Linked DNA regions of Mus musculus: region 1 is linked to region 2. A link is a loop called in an ENCODE intact Hi-C map of the cell type or tissue named here. Cell type or tissue: heart. All regions are shown on one strand.

The links. A loop is a pair of places that touch in the nucleus more often than their neighbours do. Peaks named below come from ENCODE experiments on the same cell type or tissue, not always from the same donor. Only the 100,000 strongest peaks of a DNase experiment are listed, where the experiment ranks them.
Region 1: it touches region 2 in a loop (6-fold over the local background); 1 of 42 quality-filtered maps calls a loop at or near these places.

The regions. Positions count from the first base shown.
Region 1 is chr7:19,147,428-19,152,427 of GRCm38, forward strand. Qpctl (glutaminyl-peptide cyclotransferase-like) reads right to left here and starts at 1,769. Exons shown (of 7, transcript NM_026111.3): 1 at 1,549-1,769; 2 at 949-1,092. The coding sequence starts at 1,758. It overlaps Snrpd2 (small nuclear ribonucleoprotein D2), which reads left to right and starts at 2,411. Exons shown (of 3, transcript NM_026943.1): 1 at 2,411-2,467; 2 at 3,791-3,970. The coding sequence starts at 2,466. In heart, no CTCF peak of the experiment used is centred here; DNase peaks (open chromatin) are centred at 1,934, 2,324 and 3,894; H3K4me3 peaks cover 3,024 bases; H3K27ac peaks cover 2,248 bases.
Region 2 is chr7:19,066,331-19,071,330 of GRCm38, forward strand. Rsph6a (radial spoke head 6 homolog A (Chlamydomonas)) reads left to right here. Exons shown (of 6, transcript NM_031255.2): 4 at 759-903; 5 at 1,704-1,821. Among named protein-coding and RNA genes, the nearest start is that of Dmwd, 7.4 kb to the right of the region's middle. In heart, CTCF peaks have their summits at 2,593 (motif pointing right), 3,354 (motif pointing right) and 4,887 (motif pointing right); no DNase peak of the experiment used is centred here; H3K27me3 peaks cover 2,132 bases.

The DNA.
Region 1 (5,000 bases), 81 kb after region 2:
AGATAATGCTTCTGCTTCCAGAATGATAGGATTATAGACCCAGACCACCACTACACCCAGGTGTGGGGAGTGAGTTTCTCTCCCCACCTTCTCTTTTTCTCCCCCTCTCCCTCTCTCTTCCCCCGCTTCTCTCTCCCTCTCTCCCCTCATGTTGATGCTTCCAAAATCACATGTAGGCCAGCTTTCAAGGAACTCACATCCACCCTTTCCCTCTTCCTGTCTCTCTCCATGGTGCTGAGGGTCGGTCCCGGGTTTCCTGAATGATGCTTTTACAGCCACAGCCACAGCCCCCACTGGTGAATACTCGGCAAACTTTCTACCATTGAGCCACACCCCCATCCTCACATTGCATGATTCTAAGCATGTGGGGACATGCTCTAAGTTCCTCTTAAAACGTTCTCACTATCTGCCAAGCCTGTTTTAGGATCCCTATGAAATCAACGATATCAGTGACTGTCCCCATTTTGAAGATGAGGAAGCTGAGTCCCAAAGAGGTTAAGAAGTTAGTCCAACTAAAGTGGATCCTAAACACAGTATCTGAATGGCACCACACCACTAATTCTGAAGCCAACCTTCTTGGATTTTAATTCTAATTAGCTGTGGGACTTGGACAAAATGTAAAAACTTCAGTTTCCTCATCTGTATAGTGGAGATTATATTAGTTCAGACCTCACCAGAGAGTACACTGCTTCTGCCTAATATAGGATAATATTTAGTGGGGGTCGTATAGTGCGGGATTTGTGTACCACCAAGAGAATCTAGTCAGGTTCACCTGCCGCTGCAGCCACCACCACCACCACTCCCCTACCCGCCTACTCCCCATCTCTGTCCCCCGACCCCCATCAGATCACTTCTGCCTCCTGGCTGTTTTGGGATCTTCGGAGCCTGAGTTCCATTTCCTGACAAACTGGGGAAAGGAAGTTGGGGGTTGACAATAAAACCCTTTACCTTTCTCACTTGGAGATTGCCAGAACTACCCGGGGGTCGCACAATCAATAAGGGACGCAGGAAAGTTCCCCAGAGACGCTGCGGATCCAGCTGCCCTACCACCAGCCGCAGCTTGGCTTCTGAAAGGCTTCCGATCAGCGGGACCTTGGTTGGGAAATGGGATGGGAAAAAGAAAAATGAAAACAACCCCATTCCCACCTTATCCTGGGCGCCGTTGCCTACTAGGAGTCCTGGCTCTTCCTGGTAATGCAAATCTCCAGCATCAAAGATTTCCTAGACTGGGAGAAATCTTCAAAGCAAATCTGGTCCAGCCTACCGCAGTCCTAACGAGGAAATTGCAATCGGGTGATGGAAATTTCTAAATAGATGGCTTGGGCATAGAACTCAGTTCTACCAGTGTTGCTATGAGGACTCGTCATCTTCAGTGGGGTCTATCACAAAACAAGCCTGAAGCCTTATTTTGTTGGGTAGGGGCACGCGCTCAAGTCATGGATAAATGGCACAGGCGGCAAAAGCCAAATGATAAGACCACGGTAACCTGAGACTCAATACGAAGGGAAAGAGGGAAATGACGCTGGCTGGGCACCAGCCAGGGCTCACCCGCAGATCCCGGCTCCGTGACATCTCCTCAACCCCAGGGTGCCAGCTGTTCCAGACGATATAGAAAGCCAAGCCCATAGCCAGCGCCAGCAGCAGCAGGGGCAGGAACTGCACTCGCGGCAGAAGACGGCGCTTGGAAAGTGAGGGTGGTTTCATGAGGCCACGATCCTCGAGCCGCTGCCGGGGCCGCCCGCGGCTCCCGGGACTCATGGTAGCTTTGCTCTGAAACCAATCCCGGTATGGTGGTTTGAGTTTTAGGCCAAGATCCGCCTCGCTGAGGTTACAAAACCCAATAAAGAAGCAGAGTAACTGCGTCCTTCCCTGAGACGATTGCGATTGGCTGTCCTAAGCGCCGCCCCACCCAAAAAGGAGGGCGGAAACCTTAAGGCCCGCCTCCACGGAAGAGGACCAGTCAATGGGCTGCGTCCGAATGTGCGAAACCTTCCAAGGCGCGGGGTCACGCCCCTCACGGAAGTCGATCAAGAAACTGTCGTTCAAGGAAAAAAGGGGCGGCATCCATCCCTAAAACAAGGAGCCGATTGGTTTACCTGAAGCCATGCCCTCAAGAAAAGTGTCCGAGGGTATTTGGAAATGGGGTTGTGTTTTCCATCTTCCAACTGGACGGTTTGACGGGAAAATAATTCTAGTCAGACCCCGTATTATTTTCCTCATGAGCAGACACCCTATTGTGATCCTCAGAAGCTTCAAATCCTCCTTATAGGCATTTTCTACAGGAGAGTGCAGCCTGAAGGGTCGCTATGGTAACAGGCCACGCCCACAGCCGCTGGTATTTGGTTGCGCAGGCGCCGACGGAAGTGAGCCGCAGGAGACGGAAGTCCCGCCCTTCTCGCCCTGTACGCCAAAGGCTGGAGCAACGCGCTTGGAGGCGGGAGTGATCTGCGAGCGAAACCTACACCATGTGAGGCCGGGCTGGGCTTTGGCGGGGCCGTGGAGATGGAGGTGGACAGTTTAGCTGAATAACGGTCGAAATGGGGTGTTTTTATAGCTGAGGGTAGAGTTCCTCGGGCAAAAGTAATGTTTTTCCTTCTGGGGTATTTGAGATCGGGCTTGGGGCCTCGCTCGGATCTTGAGTTCCGGAGAGGGGACAGCTTTATTCCATAACGGGCATGAGACTCTCCGAGGTCCTGAGTCTTGTGGAAAGGAACCATAAAGGGAAAGCTGAGTCTGATGGCACATGCCTGGAATCCCAGGCCTCGAGAGGCTGATGCAGGAGGTTCGCTAGTTGGCCTTGGCCAGCTTCATAGCGAGACCGCTTCCAAAAGTAATAGTAATTTTAAATGGAAGTGGTCTTATGAATAAAGAGCTTGGCGGGGAAGGAAGAACTGTTAGAAATAGTGAAAAGTATGGGACGTAACCAGGATAAATTAGAGAACCTAACTAGAGACTGTCAGAGTAGCAGGGTACTACAGTGGTTTGGTGCGTGTTTATTCATTGAGCATATACTATGTAGACTGCTTGTAAGTTAAGACACATGGTAAATAAAAGGTCCTTGCCTCCAAGGGGGTGGGGGAATCTCCCTGGTGCTTGTAAAAAGAGTGGAGTAGGAAAGCCATAGAGTAATAAATAGGTACATACACCTTAGATAATCAGGTTTGGATGGAGAATTGAGCAGGAAAGATATAATGCCAGTAGGTAGCACAGTAGGATGCATTGAAAGCCCAGTTCTTGGGATGCAGATTTAGCTCAGTGGACAGAGTACTTACCTACTGTGGGTACTGGGTTTGGTCCTTAACCACACACAAACTAGACATAGTGGCACGTGCCTGTACTCCCAATACTCAGGAGGCAGAGACAAGTCTGAGTTCTGGGGCAGCCAGGCTTCTACAGTGAGATGTTGTGGGGTGGGGCGGAGGTTCATGGAGAGAGATGATTGAAGTTTAGGTTGCGGATAGAAAGGGCCAAGGTTTGGATGTACCATGGTGGCAGATGACAAGATATAAGGATAGAGTAAGGTTTGAAAGAAGAATCAACTGCCAGGCATGATGGTGAGCCTCTGTCATCTCAGACCTTAGGCAGTGGAGTCAGGAGAATTGAGAATTCAAGGTCAGCGGTGGGTGGAAGAGGTTAGGTAGATGAGCCGGGGCAGGCTACCATGGAAATGTCTCTCCTGCCTCCAGAAAAGACTGCACCAGAAAGGGGGCTGGGGAGACACTGGACAGTGTGGCTTTGATCACGTACATTTCCAACTTGAACCCATCTCACCCCTGGGTTCTCTATCCAGGAGTCTCCTCAATAAACCCAAGAGTGAGATGACCCCAGAGGAGCTGCAGAAGCGGGAGGAGGAGGAATTCAACACAGGTCCCCTCTCAGTGCTCACGCAGTCGGTCAAGAACAACACGCAAGTGCTCATTAACTGTCGCAACAACAAGAAGCTGCTGGGCCGGGTGAAGGCCTTTGACAGGTGAGTGCTGTCTTGGGGAGGGCTGGGTCTGGGTCCGAGGGGCCTGAAGGAAAGGTCATTCCAGAAGGATAATAAGGTGGGCACACACGGTGACAAAGCACCTTTAATCTCAGCACTCGGGGAATCACTATGAGTTGGAGGCCAGCCAGTGTCTCATGGCACGACCTAGCTCAAAAATGTAGAAAGTGGCGATGCTTAACCTTTTTATAATACATATCTTACGTGTTTAGGTGTTTTGTCTGCATATGAGTCTGTATGCTATGGACATGTCTAGTAGTTATCAGAATCCCCTGGCAGGAAATTGGACTGGAATTTCGATATTTGATTTGTTTATCTGTAGACCAGACATCAGTGTCAAATATCTTGTATTGCTTTGTAGTTTGTTTTGAGACAGGGTCTTTACTATGTAGCTCGAACTGGCTACAGATGTGGCAGAGGCTAACCTTACACTTCTAATCCTCCTGCTCCCATCTCCCGAGCGCTGGGATTACAGGATTGCATGAAGCATGCCGTCCTGCTTTATTGTTTTAGTTAGCATGGGACTTGCCTTGTGACTTAGCCATACACATCTGGCACTGTACTTTGCTCTTATTCACTGTCCTCAAGCAAGCATTTGTGGAAAGAACTGATCCAAGTGTGAACAATGGCCACCCGGCCCCATGAGGACAGGACTGTGCAGCACTGGAGTGCGCGTGTTGGGAGCCGTGTCTAACCCCAGCACCCTAAGACCCTCTGGAGGGAGCAAGTGCTTCTCTCCTGCTGTTTCTCTCAGAGTTAGAGTTAACGCCAGAGCCAGGGCCATTTTGGTGGGCTTTACTCTGCTGGGTCCTGAGTTCTTTATTCATCCAATCTTCACACCAGCCCTATGAAATAGACTGTCTCCATTTCATGAAGGGGGAAACTGAGGCACAGAAGGGACACTATAAAGTGAAATCACTTTGCAGCCTGCCCATCCCCACTGTGGAGCCTGGGCTTTCCTTATGCCTGCTGCTGGAGAGTTCACACAGTGCCAGGCAAAGGTGGGCACTCG
Region 2 (5,000 bases):
GAAAGTCTGGGCAGGAACCTGGATACAGGACAGAAGCAGAGGCCATGGAGGAATGCTGCTTACCGGCTTGCTCCCCATGGTTTGAATCAGCCTACTTTCTTATACAGCCCCAGACCACTTGCCCAGGGATGGCATCGCCCACAGTGAGTTGAGCCCTCTCACACCAACCGTCAATCAAGAATATTCCCCCACAGACTTGCTTGCAGGCCAATCTGACGGATGTTTTTTCTCAGCTGGAGTTCCATCTTCCCAGATGGCTTTGCAGCAGCAGCAGCAGCAGCAGACCAGTGCCACAGGCAGAAGCCACCACACTTGTGACCAAGGACTGATCCCCATGTATGGCTGAGAAAACGTGAAGTGGCTTTATGCTGTGTACCTGCCTCCATTTTTATTCAAAGAGCCATCATTGATCAGAGGGAGTTCAAGGGCATACACATGCACACCTACACACACACACCAATAGGAGTGTTAATTGGCTTGACAGAGTACACCAATTCAATGAGGGAGGCACAGGTGACTCTACCACTGTTGAATGACACTCCCTGAGCAGAAATACTGAGATATATATCCTTTATCAACAATGTGTCCAGTCATAGAAGCTGCTGTCCCAAGGCAGTTGCTAGCGCATAACTGGGGCAGCCTTTGGAGCCACAGGGACAAGCCCACTGTTCTAGGGGCCTATTTGGCCCCTCAGCTTCTCCCACAGTAGGCTAGGCTCTGTCTTAGGGCGCCACCTGACGTTGCTGTTGCATCCGCAGGGGCGCTGTACATGGGTGAACCCACTGCAGAAAACAGAGGAGGAAGAAGAGCTAGGGGAGGAGGAAGAGAAGGCAGACGAGGCAATGGAGGAGGTGGAGCAGGAGGTCGGTCCTCCGCTTCTGACTCCGCTCTCAGAAGATGCAGGTAAGTCCCTTCCTATCTGGGCAGGCGCAGTGCCAGCCTTAGCGGGGTTGGTAGAGCAGGGAGAGCAACACACCTGGAAGCACTGATGTCTCGCATCCTCTGAGCCTCAGTGGGGATTGCTTATGTACAGCGGGCATGGGAGCACAAGCCCGCCATCCGAGCATCGGGGAAGGAAGAAGCAGGAGGCTCATGAGCAGTCCTCAGCTCTACCAGGAGGTTGAGACTCCAGGCTGGGCCACGTGACACCGTTTGTATATGAGTACTCTGTTTGCATGTATGCCTGCATGACAGAAGAGGGTATCAGATCCCATTACAGATGGTTGTGAGCCACCATGTGGGTGCTGGGAATTGAACTCAGGACCTCTGGAAGAGCAGCCAGTGCTCTTAACGGCTAAGCCGTCTCTCCAGCTTGAGACCCTGTTTGATTTTGTGTTTGTTCGTTTTAAAATATTGATTGATTGATTGATTGTTTTTGTGTTTAAAAGAAACCCTTATGGGTCTGAGGGAACGTGTCCATCTTTTATCTAAGCGTGGCATGTGACAGTGACCATGGCCTTGAGACAAAGACTCTTTCTTGGTTTTCCCTTTTTTTTTGGGGGGGGGGAGCATCAGGGGAGAGAGGCCAGAGCCAGGGATCTCGGTGTGAGTCCTAGCTCTTGCACGGGGGGGGGGGGGGGGGGACGGGGACGGGGGGGGGGGCGATCCATCCCTTCTTTCCTGTCTCTCCGCCCACATGATAAGGCAGGGCGTGGCAAGCCCTGACCACTCCACCCCACCCCGCCCCTTTCCTTCTCCTACAGAAATCATGCACCTGTCGCCCTGGACCACCCGCCTCTCCTGCAGCCTCAGCCCTCAGTACTCGGTGGCCATCGTGCGCTCCAACCTCTGGCCAGGGGCCTATGCCTACGCCACTGGCAAGTACGCCGTTGCCCTGACTCAAGGGTCCGCCTATGGTAAAGAAATCTTATCTGCCAGGATCCATGATAGTTTCTCTCAAAAGACTGACAAGTCCCGCCAGGCATGGCGGCACAGGTCCTTAATCTCAAAAGCTGGGAGGCAGAGGCAGGCAGATCTCTGTGAGTTCAAGGGCAGCCTGGGCTACACAGAGAGACCCTGTCTCAAAAAATACATATAGGGGTTGGAGAGATGACTCCGCAGTTAAGAGCACTGACTGCTCTTCCAGAGGTCCTGAGTTCAGTTTCCAGCAACCACATGATGTCTTACAACCATCTGTAATAAGATCTGCTGCCCTCTTCTGGTGTGTCTGAAGACAGATACAATGTACTCACATAAATAAAATACATATAAAAGTTATATATAGCCGGGCGTGGTGGCTCACGCCTTTAATCTCAGCACTTGGGAGGCAGAGACAGGCAGATTTCTGAGTTCGAGGCCACCCTGGTCTACAAAGTGAGTTCCAGGACAGCTAGCGCTATACAGAGAAACCCTGTCTCAAAAAACCAAAAAACCAAAAAAGTTACATATACATATGTCATATGCAATGTATTATATATAAATAATATATAATAACACACATATATCACCTCCACTCCCCTTCCCGTCATTCATTCATTCATTCATTCATTCATTCATTCATTCAGTTTTTGGGTTTTTTTTTTCTGAGCCCTTCTTACCTTTAAATTGTCTCTAAATCCCTAAACCAGCTTGGCTGCAATCCCTGCTCTGCCCACCAGAGGGCAGAACTTTTCTGCTCTGAACTTGAACTTGCTCTGGGTTTTGTACAGAAGGAATTTCATGCAAACTTTAACCATATTCTTGTCGATTATTATTATTATTATTATTGTCCAGAATCTGAAAGTAGAGTTTTTCTAACCCTCCTATTCTATGCCAACACCACACATTATTTCTCTGTGTGGCCTTGGCTGTCCTGTAACTTGCTTTGCCTCAGAGGCCTACCTGCCTCTGCCTCCCCAGTGGGGGAATTAAAGGGCAACATTATTATTATTATTATTATTTTTTGGTTTTTTGAGACAGGGTTTCTCTGTATAGCCCTGGCTGTCCTGGAACTCACTCTGTAGACCAGGCTGGCCTCGAACTCAGAAATCTGCCTGCCTCTGCCTCCCAAGTGCTGGGATTAAAGGCATGCGCCACCACTGCCTGGCTCATCTTCTGCCTTTTTTTAAAAATTAATTTATTTTATGTATGTAAGTACACTGTAGCTGTCTTCAAACACCCCAGAGGAGGGTGTCAGATCCCATTACAGATGGTTGTGAGACACCATGTGGTTGCTGGGAATTAAACTCAGGACCTCTGGAAGAGCAGTCAGTTTTCTTAACCACTGAGCCATATCTCCAGCCCATCTTCTGCCTTTTTATAGAAGAATATACTAAACAAAGTCATGCATATTATTTACGTGTATTTTTTTTTCACGCCCTTGCATGCCCAGGTTACTTTATGTGCACCATATCATGCAGGCACCTTTGACAGCCAGAAGAGGGCGCTGTTGGGCCTCCAGGACTTGAGTTGTATGTGGTTGTGAGCCTCCTGGTTTTGGTGCCAAAAACCAAACCAGTGGGCACTCCTAGCAGCAGAGCCATCACTCCAGCTAAAGAGAAATTTTGTTTTGTTTTATGTGGGATTCTTCTTCTTCTTCTTCTTCTTTTTTTTTTTTTTTTTTTTTTTTTTTTTGAGACATGATCATCTGGAACTCACAATGTAGACCAGGCTGGCCTCAAACTCACAGAGATCTACCTGCCTTTGGCCCCAAATGCTGGGTTGAAGGCGTGCTCCACTGTCAGTGTGGAAGAATCTTTTAACATTAACTAAGGGTGGCTGAGCACACACGTGCCCTCATTTCAGCAGGGTCTCTGTGGCTATGCTGTGCTGTGTACTCCAGGCTAGCTCCTTGAACTTCCACACAAGATTGTCCTGTCTCTACCTCCCATATCTCCATCTGACTTTTTATATGGGTTCCAGGATCAAACCTGAGCTCACCCACTTGTGCTGCCGTCTCTCTGCCCCCCAAAGAGCCTTTTTGTTGCTGATGCAGGGTTTCACTATGCTGCCCTGGCTGGCCTTGAACTCTCAATCCTTCTGCCCCCCGCTTCTGGGGTACTGGGATTACAGGCGCATATCATCACACGAGGCTCTATAGATGAGCCTGACATGGTGGCACACAGCTTTAGACTCAGGGCAGGAGCAGGGGCCGGGGCCGGGGGCAGACCTCTGAGTTCAAGGTCAGCCTGTTCTAGAGTTCCAGGAAAGCCAGGGCTACCTTGGGCAGCTGCATGAGGGACCAACCCCAGACCCTTGTGGGGAAGGCAGCCAGGGATGCGACCGTGGGAACACAAGGACAGTCATCAGTTGTACAACACCAGTTACAAAGCAGATAAGCTCCTAATTGCATGCCTGAGTCCTCCGGGATTCTGTAGAACAGCAACCTTCATTCTTCATTCCACAGGGAAAGGAAGTGCCAGTGAGGGACAGACAGGAGGAATATTCTAGACCAGGTTTACATATGAAATATATAGGACTCACTGAGAATCTGGCAAAGATGAAAATTCTAGTTCTAACATCTAGTAAAAAGCCTGGGGTTCAGGCTGATTTTTTGTATTGTGGTGCTGGGATTGAATGCAGGGTTTAAGCCTGTTCTAGGCAAGTGCCCTATTGCTGAGCCACGCCCCCAACTCCACGCTGGAGGATTCTAGGCAGGGGCTCTACTACTGAGCCACATTCCCAACCTTTCATTTTACTTTTTTTTGGTTAGTTTTTTTTGTTTTGTTTTGTTTTTTGTTTTTTGTTTTTCGAGACAGGGTGTCTCTGTGTAGCCCTGGCTGTCCTGGAACTCACTTTGTAGACCAGGCTGGCCTCAACTCAGAAATCCACCTGCCTCTGCCTCCTGAGTGCTGGGATTAAAGGCGTGCACCATCACGCCTGGCTCTCATTTTACTTTAAAAAAATTTTTTTATATATTATTTATTTTATATATATGACAAGTACACTGTCGCTATCTTCAGACTCACCAGAAGAGGGCATCAGATCCCATTACAGATGGTTCTGAGCCACTATGTGGTTGCTGGAATTTGAACTCAGAACCTCTAGAAGAGCAGTCAGTGCTCTTAACTGCTGAGCCATCT